Linked DNA regions of Homo sapiens: region 1 is linked to region 2. A link is an interaction called in ENCODE POLR2A ChIA-PET data of the cell type or tissue named here. Cell type or tissue: PC-3. All regions are shown on one strand. Links, peaks and the distances in the headings refer to the core of each region. The heading gives the core; the rest is flanking DNA. Region 1 has its middle 82 kb from the start of NRBF2. Region 2 overlaps LOC107984012 (a long non-coding RNA gene).

Evidence for each region. ChIA-PET counts read pairs that join two places held together with the same protein. Peaks named below come from ENCODE experiments on the same cell type or tissue, not always from the same donor. Only the 100,000 strongest peaks of a DNase experiment are listed, where the experiment ranks them.
Region 1: POLR2A ChIA-PET joins it to region 2 with 6 read pairs; 2 of 35 experiments call an interaction of 5 or more read pairs at or near these places.

What each region holds. Positions count from the first base shown.
Region 1 is chr10:63,048,770-63,053,166 of GRCh38, forward strand. No RefSeq gene overlaps it. Among named protein-coding and RNA genes, the nearest start is that of NRBF2, 82 kb to the right of the region's middle. In PC-3, for the core only: no CTCF peak of the experiment used is centred there; no DNase peak of the experiment used is centred there.
Region 2 is chr10:62,891,170-62,895,566 of GRCh38, forward strand. LOC107984012 (a long non-coding RNA gene) reads right to left here. Exons shown (of 5, transcript XR_001747465.2): 5 at 3,307-3,368. Among named protein-coding and RNA genes, the nearest start is that of EGR2, 77 kb to the left of the region's middle. In PC-3, for the core only: no CTCF peak of the experiment used is centred there; a DNase peak (open chromatin) is centred at 2,062; H3K27ac peaks cover 817 bases.

The sequences.
Region 1 (4,397 bases), core at 250-4,249, 160 kb after region 2:
TATTGTTAAGATGATAATACTCCCCAAATTGATCTGCAGATTGAATGCAATCCCTAGCAGAATTCCAGCTACCTTTTTACGGAAATGGACAAGATTATCCTAAAATTCATATGGAAATTCAAGGGACCCCAGATAGACAAAACTATTTTGGAATAAAGTAATAAAGTTGGAAGGCTCACACTTTCCAATTTCAAAGCTTGCTACAAATCTACAATCATAAAAATAGTGTGGTATTGGTAAAAAGATAGGCAAATATATCAATGGAACATAACTGAAAGTCCAGAAATAATCTTACTCATTGATAGTCAATTGATTTTCAAGCATGCAAAGAACATTCAATGGGGAAAAGACAGTCTTAACAAATGGTGTTGGGACAACTGAATATCCACATGCTAAAGGATGAATTTGGACTTGATTGATTGATTGATTGATTTTTAATCTTACTTTAATTTCTGGGATACATGTGCAGAACATGCAGGTTTGTTACATAGATATACATGTGCCATGGTGATTTGCTGCACCTATTGACCTGTCCTCTAAGTTCTCTCCCCTCACTCCCCATCCCCCAACATGCCCTGGTGTGTGTTGTTTCCCTCCCTGTGTCCATGTGTTCTCATTGTTCAACTCCCATTTATGAGTGAGAACATGCAGTGTTGGTTTTCTGTTCCTGTGTTAGTTTGCTGAGGATGATGACTTCCAGCTTCATCCACGTCCCTGCAAAGGACATGAACTCATCCTTTTTTATGGTTGCATAGTATTCCCTGGTGTTTATGTGCCACATTTTCTTTATCCAGTCTATCATTGATAGGCATTTTGGTTGGTTCCAAGTCTTTGCTATTGTGAAGAGTGCTGCAATAAACATATGTGCATGTGTCTTTATAGTAGAATGATTTATAATCCTTTGGGTATATACCCAGTAATGGGATTGCTGGGTCAAATGGTATTTCTGGTTCTAGATCCTTGAGGAATCACCACACTGTCTTCCACAACTGTTGAACTAATTTACATTCCCACCGACAGTGTAAAAGTGTTTCTATTTCTACACAGCCTTGCCAGCATCTATTGTTTCTTGACTTTTTAATAATCGCCATTCTGACTGGTGTGAGATGCTATCTCATTGTGATTTTGATTTGCATTTCTCTAATAATCAGTGATATTGGGCTTTTTTTCATATGGTTGTTGGCCATGTAGATGTCTTCTTTTGAGAAGTATCTGTTCATATTCTTTGCCCACTTTTTGATGGAGTCGTTTGTTTTTTTTCTTATAAATTTGTTTTAAGTTCGTTGTAAATTCTGGGTAGTAGACCTTTGTCAGATGGGTAGATTACAAAAATTTTCTCCCATTCAGTAGGTTGCCTGTTCACTCTGATGATAGTTTGTTTGTTTGTTTGTTTGTTTGTTTGTTTGTTTGTTTGTTTTTGCTGTGCAGACGCTCTTTAGTTTAATTAGGTCCCATTTGTCAATTTTGGCTTTTTTGCAATTGCTTTTGGCATTTTCGTCATGAAGTCTTTGCCCATGCCTATGTCCTGAATAGTATTGCCTAGCTTTTCTTCTAGGATTTTTATGGTTTTGGGTTTTACCTTTAAGTCTTTAATCCATCTTGAGTTAATGTTTGTATAAGGTATAAGGAAGGGGTCCAGTTTCAGTTTCCTGCATATGGCTAGTCAGTTTTCCCAGCACCATTTCTTGAATAGGAGATCCTTTCTCCATTCCTTGTTTTTGTCAGGTTTGTTGAAGATCAGATGGTTGTAGATGTGTGATGCTATTTCTGTGTTATTTCTGAGCTCTCTGTTCTGTTCCATTGGTCTATATGTCTGTTTTTGTACCAGTACCGTGCTGTTTTGGTTACTGTAGCCTGTTTTACACTGTTGGTGGCCCACCACTGTGGCACGCCCAGGCAGGTTCATCCTCCTAGTCCAAGGTGGCATCCATGTTCTGAGCAACAGAATGGAGAGTGTTTCAAAAAAGGGAAAAGGAAACATACTAGTTATTTCTTAAATAATGTTTCCAGAATCTGGCCAGGTGCAGTGGCTCATGCCTGTAAATCCAGCAATTTGGGAGGCCAAGGCGGGTGGATCACTTGAGGCCAGGAGTTCGAGACCAGCCTGGCCAACATGGTGAAACCCCATGTCTGCCAAAAAAAAAAAAAAAGGATGCAAAATTTAGTGGCTCACACCTGTAGTCCCAGCTACTTGGGAGGCTGAGGCATGAGAATTGCTTGTACCTGGGAGGCAGAGGTTGCAGTGAGTCAAGATCCTGCCACTGCACTCCAGCCTGGGTGACAGAGTGAGACTCTTGCCTTTTTTTTTTGGAGACAGAGTCTGGAGTGCAGTGGCAAGATCTCAGCTCACTGCAACTTCCGCCACCTGGGTTCAAGCGGTTCTCCTGCCTCAGCCTCCCAAGTAGCTGGGACTACAGGTGCACACCACCACGCCCGACTAACTGTTTGTATTTTAGTAGAGACAGGGTTTCACTGTGTTGTCCAGGCTGGTCTCGAACTCCTGAGCTCAGGCAATCCACCTGCCTTGGCCTCCCAAAGTGTTAGGATTACAGATGTGAGCCACCTCGCCCAGCTAAGACTGTCTTAAACAAAACAAACAAAAAAAAATTTCCAGAATCTGTTACATCTGTTATATAACATTTCCACTTACATTCCATTGGCCAGAATGTAGCCACATAGCCACACCTAGAATAAGAAAGGCTGGAAAATGTAGAATTATTTATAACATCAGCAGCTACATTACCAGCTAAAAAATTCTACTAGTTCTACTATTGTGAAACAGAGGGTGAATGGATAATTAAGGGCAATTAACGGTCTCCACTGCACCAGGTAACCTGTGTACAGAGGGATGAAGATGAGCCCTAAAATGACAGCTGTAGGGTAGACCTAGGTAGCTCATTCCTGATTAGAACAAATGACAGAAGGGAACCGGGGTGATTTTTTTTAAGGGAAAAAATAAAGTAGAACTGAGAGATTAGGTGATGTGTATGGCCCCACTGAAAGGCATTTCATGGTTCTAGTGGAGAGTTTGGAGAAGAATTAGTGATAGATACTAAAAATATATATATTTTTTAAAGGCAGTCATTAATTTCAGTAATAATAAAATAAAGTTGTACTTAAGGCCAGGCGCAGTGGCTCATGCCTATAATCCCAGCACTTCAGGAGGCCGAGGTGGGTGGATCACCTGAGGTCAGGAGTTCAAGACCAGCCTCGCCAACATGGTGAAACCCCGTCTCTACTAAAAATACAAAAAGCCGGGAGTGGTGGCAGGCACCTGTAATCCCAGCTACTCGGAGGCTGAGGCAGGAGAATTGGCTTGAACCCAGGAGGCAGTGAGCTGAGATCACACCGCTGCACTCCAGCCTGGGTGACAGAGTGATTCTCCATCTCATAAAAAATTTAAAAAGTTGTACTTAAAAAGAAAATGCAATCTTAGTACAACCCATGTATTATTTACTTAGTCATAAAAATCAAACTCTAAATATGAATTTAACAAAAAACGCTGATGTGCATGTATTAGGAGGAGGTATGTGGGGGTGGCAGGAAGTGTCAAAGAGTGCTGCTTTCTCATCTTGTATAATTCAAAGTAAATAGACAATTTCTAAAGCTGAAGATAACAAAATAGGCTGGCTGGGCACGGTGGCTCACGTCTGTAATCCCAGAACTTTGGGAGGCTGAGGCGGGTGGATCACCTGAGGTCAGGAGTTCGAGACTAGCCTGGTCAACATGGTGAAACCCTGTCTCTACTAAAAATACAAAAATTAGCTGGGCATGGTGGCATGCCCTGGAATCCCAGTTGCTCGGGATACTGAGGCAAGAGAATTGCTTGAAGCCAGGAGGCAGAGGTTGCAGTGAGCTGAGATCGCACCATTGTACTCCAGCCTGAGCAATGAGAGCGAAACCCCGTCTCAAAAAATATATATATATATATAATTAATATTAAGAAATATGGAGCAAAATGGCGAACAAAACAGCTAACATTTTTATGTTATGTAAATATAACATATTTTATGTTAACTGACTTCGACTTGTAAAGCAATGTATATAAACAGTATTTGATAAAAATGTAAATCAAATTTTTAAAAGGTCTAATAGCAGCTTTCATTTACAAATCTGCTTCCCACCTAAAACTTTGTTAGCTTCAATAGAGAATAATAGTAATCGTGCTATATGGATTAGATACCAAACCTGGATTTACTTTTAAAATTTTTCTTCCTCCAATTATTAAAATCTTTCAAGGTCCCAAAAAATAACCATAAGTGCAGAAGAAACTTTTTATTGACTGTTTGTATTTCTTTGAATGTCTTCAAGTTAGCAGTCTATTTTTTTTGGATGTCTTTCTTAATTATTATTTCAACATCAAACTTTCCATTGAATCAAACCCTATGAATAATTCA
Region 2 (4,397 bases), core at 275-4,274:
GCGGTAAGACCTCCTCAACATTTACCGCGGAAACTAAGACTTTACCAGAACATCCAATGCCCAGACTTCTCTCTCACACACTTCACTTAGGAACCAGCAAGACGGATCTAGCACACAGACGCTAATACCTACAGTCACTCATGCTTGGGAAACCCTGAGCCTAGGACTTGATGAAAGTTTGGTGGATTATTCCCCAGCTCTCTTACCCATTTGGTTTTGTAACCTCAAGAGGTCAGAGCCAAAGGGCTTGTCAGTAAATGAAAGTGATTGGGGGAGGGGAGAGCGGGCAGGATTGTTAGTGAATTTAGGAAGTCACAGTCCAGTGGCTAGAGCTGCTTTGTCTTAAGAACCCCGTGTTCTGACTTTGAGGGACGCTGGATATCCGTGGCATTACTACCCAACCCAGGAGAAACCTGTCTCATGCAAGCCAGGAGACTTGAATCCATTATCTTAGTCTGTGTCTTTACAATCATGACACTAGGGTAGAGTAGCCTGAGGATCTTTTCTATATGGCCTTTTCTGAAAGGTCCGTATCAGGCTTGAACCATGAAGTAATTTGAAAATGACATTCTCATGGGATTTATTCCCAATTACAAAGACCATCGGTTAGTCCAAAGATGACCTTTAATTATCATTGTCATCATCTGAAGGCATTCAGTGACACTGGACTGCTGCTAGGATGTGTTGGGGAAGATGATATTCACCCTTTGGGAATTGAAGCACATCTCACTTCCTTAGAGTAACCTTTAGTCTTACAAAGAAGGCACCGCTCCTTACTTGACGAATTCTAACTAGCAATGAGATCTAGCCAAGGCTTGGAAGGTCTGGTCCTTAAATTCCAACTCTGCTGAGCGGAGAATGCATGTGGCCATTAGCTGAGTTTTCATCCTCAGTTGCCAATACTTCCTCTCTTAAGAATAATCACAATAACTGTCATACTTCCAACTTTTATTGTATAGTTTTTTTTCAACTGCTCAAACATCTTCCCAAACAATACCTCATTTGGATCAACTAAATTCTAAATAGTTTACTTTACCCTGTCATTCTGTTAAAAGTTTTCTTTTTTTTCCAGCCAGTTCTGGAATCCCTCTTAATTTTCTATTGTGAAGTACTCCCCAGACCTCCTTTAAGCTACCTGGCTTAAAAAAAATGAAGAGTTAAGGGCAGGGGTGTCCAGTAGAAGTTTCTTCAATGACAGAAATGCCTTATTCCTGCACTGTCCAATAGAACACTTGACATGTGGCTAGTGCGACTGAAGAACTCAATATTAAATTTTATGTTAGTTTAATTAATTTAAGTGAAACCAGCCACATGGGACGAGTGGTGCTGTAATGGACAGTGCAGAAGTTAAACTGTCAGTCATCATGATTTAACCTCCTTTCATTTCCAAGTGATACTGATTTCCACCCATAAAAGATTTTAAAGTTTAAGTCAAGTTTCTATATACTCCATATGGTTTAAAACTGGAGTTGTGTGCTCTCCCCTCAAATGCAAATATGGCCCAACCACAATGTGCGGCAGTAGCAACTTTATTCTTCTGTAGGGTCTAGGAACCTTCACATCCCTGCTGGGAAGGCTCCATTCTTTCAGGCTTGTGAATTCCCCACCCGGCACCCACACAGCTCAGGGCTTCTAAAGAGCGGCCCTTTGTCCCCTTGCCTTGTGTGTCAAGGAGGCAAAGGATTCTGCTGCATGGTAATTAATCAAGTGACCCACTCCTACCTTTGATGTGGAAGAAAATAGTTAGGACCACATTGAAGAGGAGAAAGTGAAAGACAGCGACAGAGAAATGGGGGGCAAAAGGAGAGACGGAACTTGCTAGAGAGATGAGGAAAAGATAAGGCAGAAAAGGGAAGACAGACATGGTGGTAGTGTAGGGCACAGGCATTTCAAAGACAGATACCAGCCATCCTTCACCATTCCCTATTCTCAGAAAAACCAGGATGCCTCCCACCACTGTGGCAAGTTCCTTTTCTACTGCTGGCCACATTCAAGCCATGAGTCAGCCTAACTCAGAATAGGGGCCTCATAAAGGTTTATTGGGATGGTTTCAACAATACCTATTCACTTCCTGCTCCAGGGTCCCTATGCTAGTTTTTGCTTGTATCAACAAGAGGTGCACCCAAAGGGAGCATTCAGAAAGATCCTGACTAAGCCAGGGTGCTCCAAGGAACACATGGTAAGTCTGCAGGTCTCCTGTAGTCGGAAACTGCCTTTATCCAACTGAAAAAAACAGAAATCCACAACTAACCACAGAGAAGGCAGGGACTAGGAATAATTTGTGATTAAATACAATAACTTGGTGGCAAAACCCTTCTCAAAGCCTTGCAGGGTTACCTTTAAATGAAGCTCTTTAGACAGTGGCTGGGTGGAGGGTAGCCCTGAAAGAGAGGATTGAAAAAGATATGGTGTTATTTCATTCAATGAAAGAGAAATGAAGTAGTCAAAAACAACGGTTATGTTGGCATTTGTTTTGCCTTCCTTAAAAAAAAAAGAGCAAGAGCTATAATATGTGTTCCTTTTGTACATCTTAAAAACATGTTAGGGACACACTGAGCTGATAGATATGCAAAATTATGAATATTCCACTCAATAATTAAGCATGTCTTCTTTTCTTGGCCCTTTTAATGACAGCATTTCCTGTACAATCCATTTTAATCCAGTTCTTTGATATTTAAAAAAATGGAGATTCCTCTAATTGATTCATAGAGAATTTTTATTTATCCAAAGGAACTGAGAAAAGTTCAGTTTGGAGATAATTACTGGAGCTTTTTTATGAGGTTAAGAGTTGGCATGTACAGGGGAAATTATCAAAGATGCAACAAATTGATCTGCAGTTTCTCTAGAGAACAAACTTGATTTCACTCAACTGCATAAACACACAGACCCAACACACTTACCCTCTTCACAGTTCTCAGCTCAGCTGGACTTGGGGCCAGGCTATAATGTTATAAATGTTTTAAATGAGGAGCCAACCCTCTTGGGTCCTGTAAACATGTCCAGTTTTCCCTGATCAGACATCGGAGTCTGCTTAGGTCTGTCATAGGTGAATAGGTTTGTTCCCAGCCTATCCAACTCAAACCCTCTAGGAACTTATTTGAAAACCACAGAACATCATTCCATGCTTGATTTTGCACTAAGATCTTTCAGTGGGTTGAAACATACTGCACTTAAGAGCAAGTGTTCCTAGCTCCCGGCCCAGCTCCACGCCTGAGGAGGCTGCAGAGGGCATGCCATTCTCATTAACAATGCACCATTGCCAATGTCTCTTCTTGAAATAGGCTCACCTTGTTTCAGACAGAAGAAGGGGGTCAGACACAAGCAATACCTTGGCCACTCTATCTCCTGGGAAAATGCTTGCTTGCAAACTGAGGAAGGACACAAATAAGCATTAATACATGACTGTTCTCTAGATACATTAAGAAGGCCCCAAAGTGTCTTGAAGGGCAAACTTTGCCCTTAACCCTGATCTGTTGATACCCAAATTGATCCTAACATAGAAGGAAATTCAATGAGTATCTCCAATTACAGAGGATGGCCGATCAGAGATTTTATTTTATTTTACATTTTTTGAGAGAGGGTCTCTCACTCTGTTGCCCAGGCTGGAGTGCAGTGGCACAATCATAACTCACTGCAGCCTTGACCTCCCAGGCTCAGGTGATCCTTCCGTCTCAGCCTCCTGAGTAGCTGGGACTACAGGCATGTACCACAATGCCCAGATAATTTTTTTTTTTAATTTTTTTGTAGAGACAGGGTCTCACTTTGTTGCCCAGGCTGATCTCAAACTCCTGGGCTCAAACAATCCTCCCACCTCAGCCTCCCAAAGTACTGGGATTACTGGCATGAGGCATCATGCCTGGGCCAGAATTTTAGATACTATATTGTGTGACTAGCTGGAATGATATGGAAGATTTCCAAATCCAGAAGACTCAAAGACTCATTCTCCTTTCCTAATTTCCAATGAAATGCACATTTTGGGTCACTGGTGACTTACACAAGCTGATAAAATATCATCTCTTTCTGAACAGCTGTCCTGTCAGCTCCAGATAGTTGCTAAAGTGCTAGTAACAATAAAACATTGCAACATCACAAAGACTCACTCCGTCTATTTGACCAGGATGTCACGTACAGCACTGAGAAAGAATATCTTCTGTCAGAGGCCCACCCACGGCCTTCCCTGCAGACTTGGTGGGGGGAGTGCCATTGTGCAGGCATGGAGCTCCGTACCCTCCACACCCAACTTGCTCACACTTAAGCAGTTCTTCACATCAGCCTGGCTAGCTGGCTCCAGGCCTCCAAAAATGAGAGGGAGAATAAAAGGGTAACTGGTCAAAAGCAATTTCTCTTTCCAGGCACTTCATTCCTTTTGCATTTCAATAGTTGCTGTAATGAAAGAA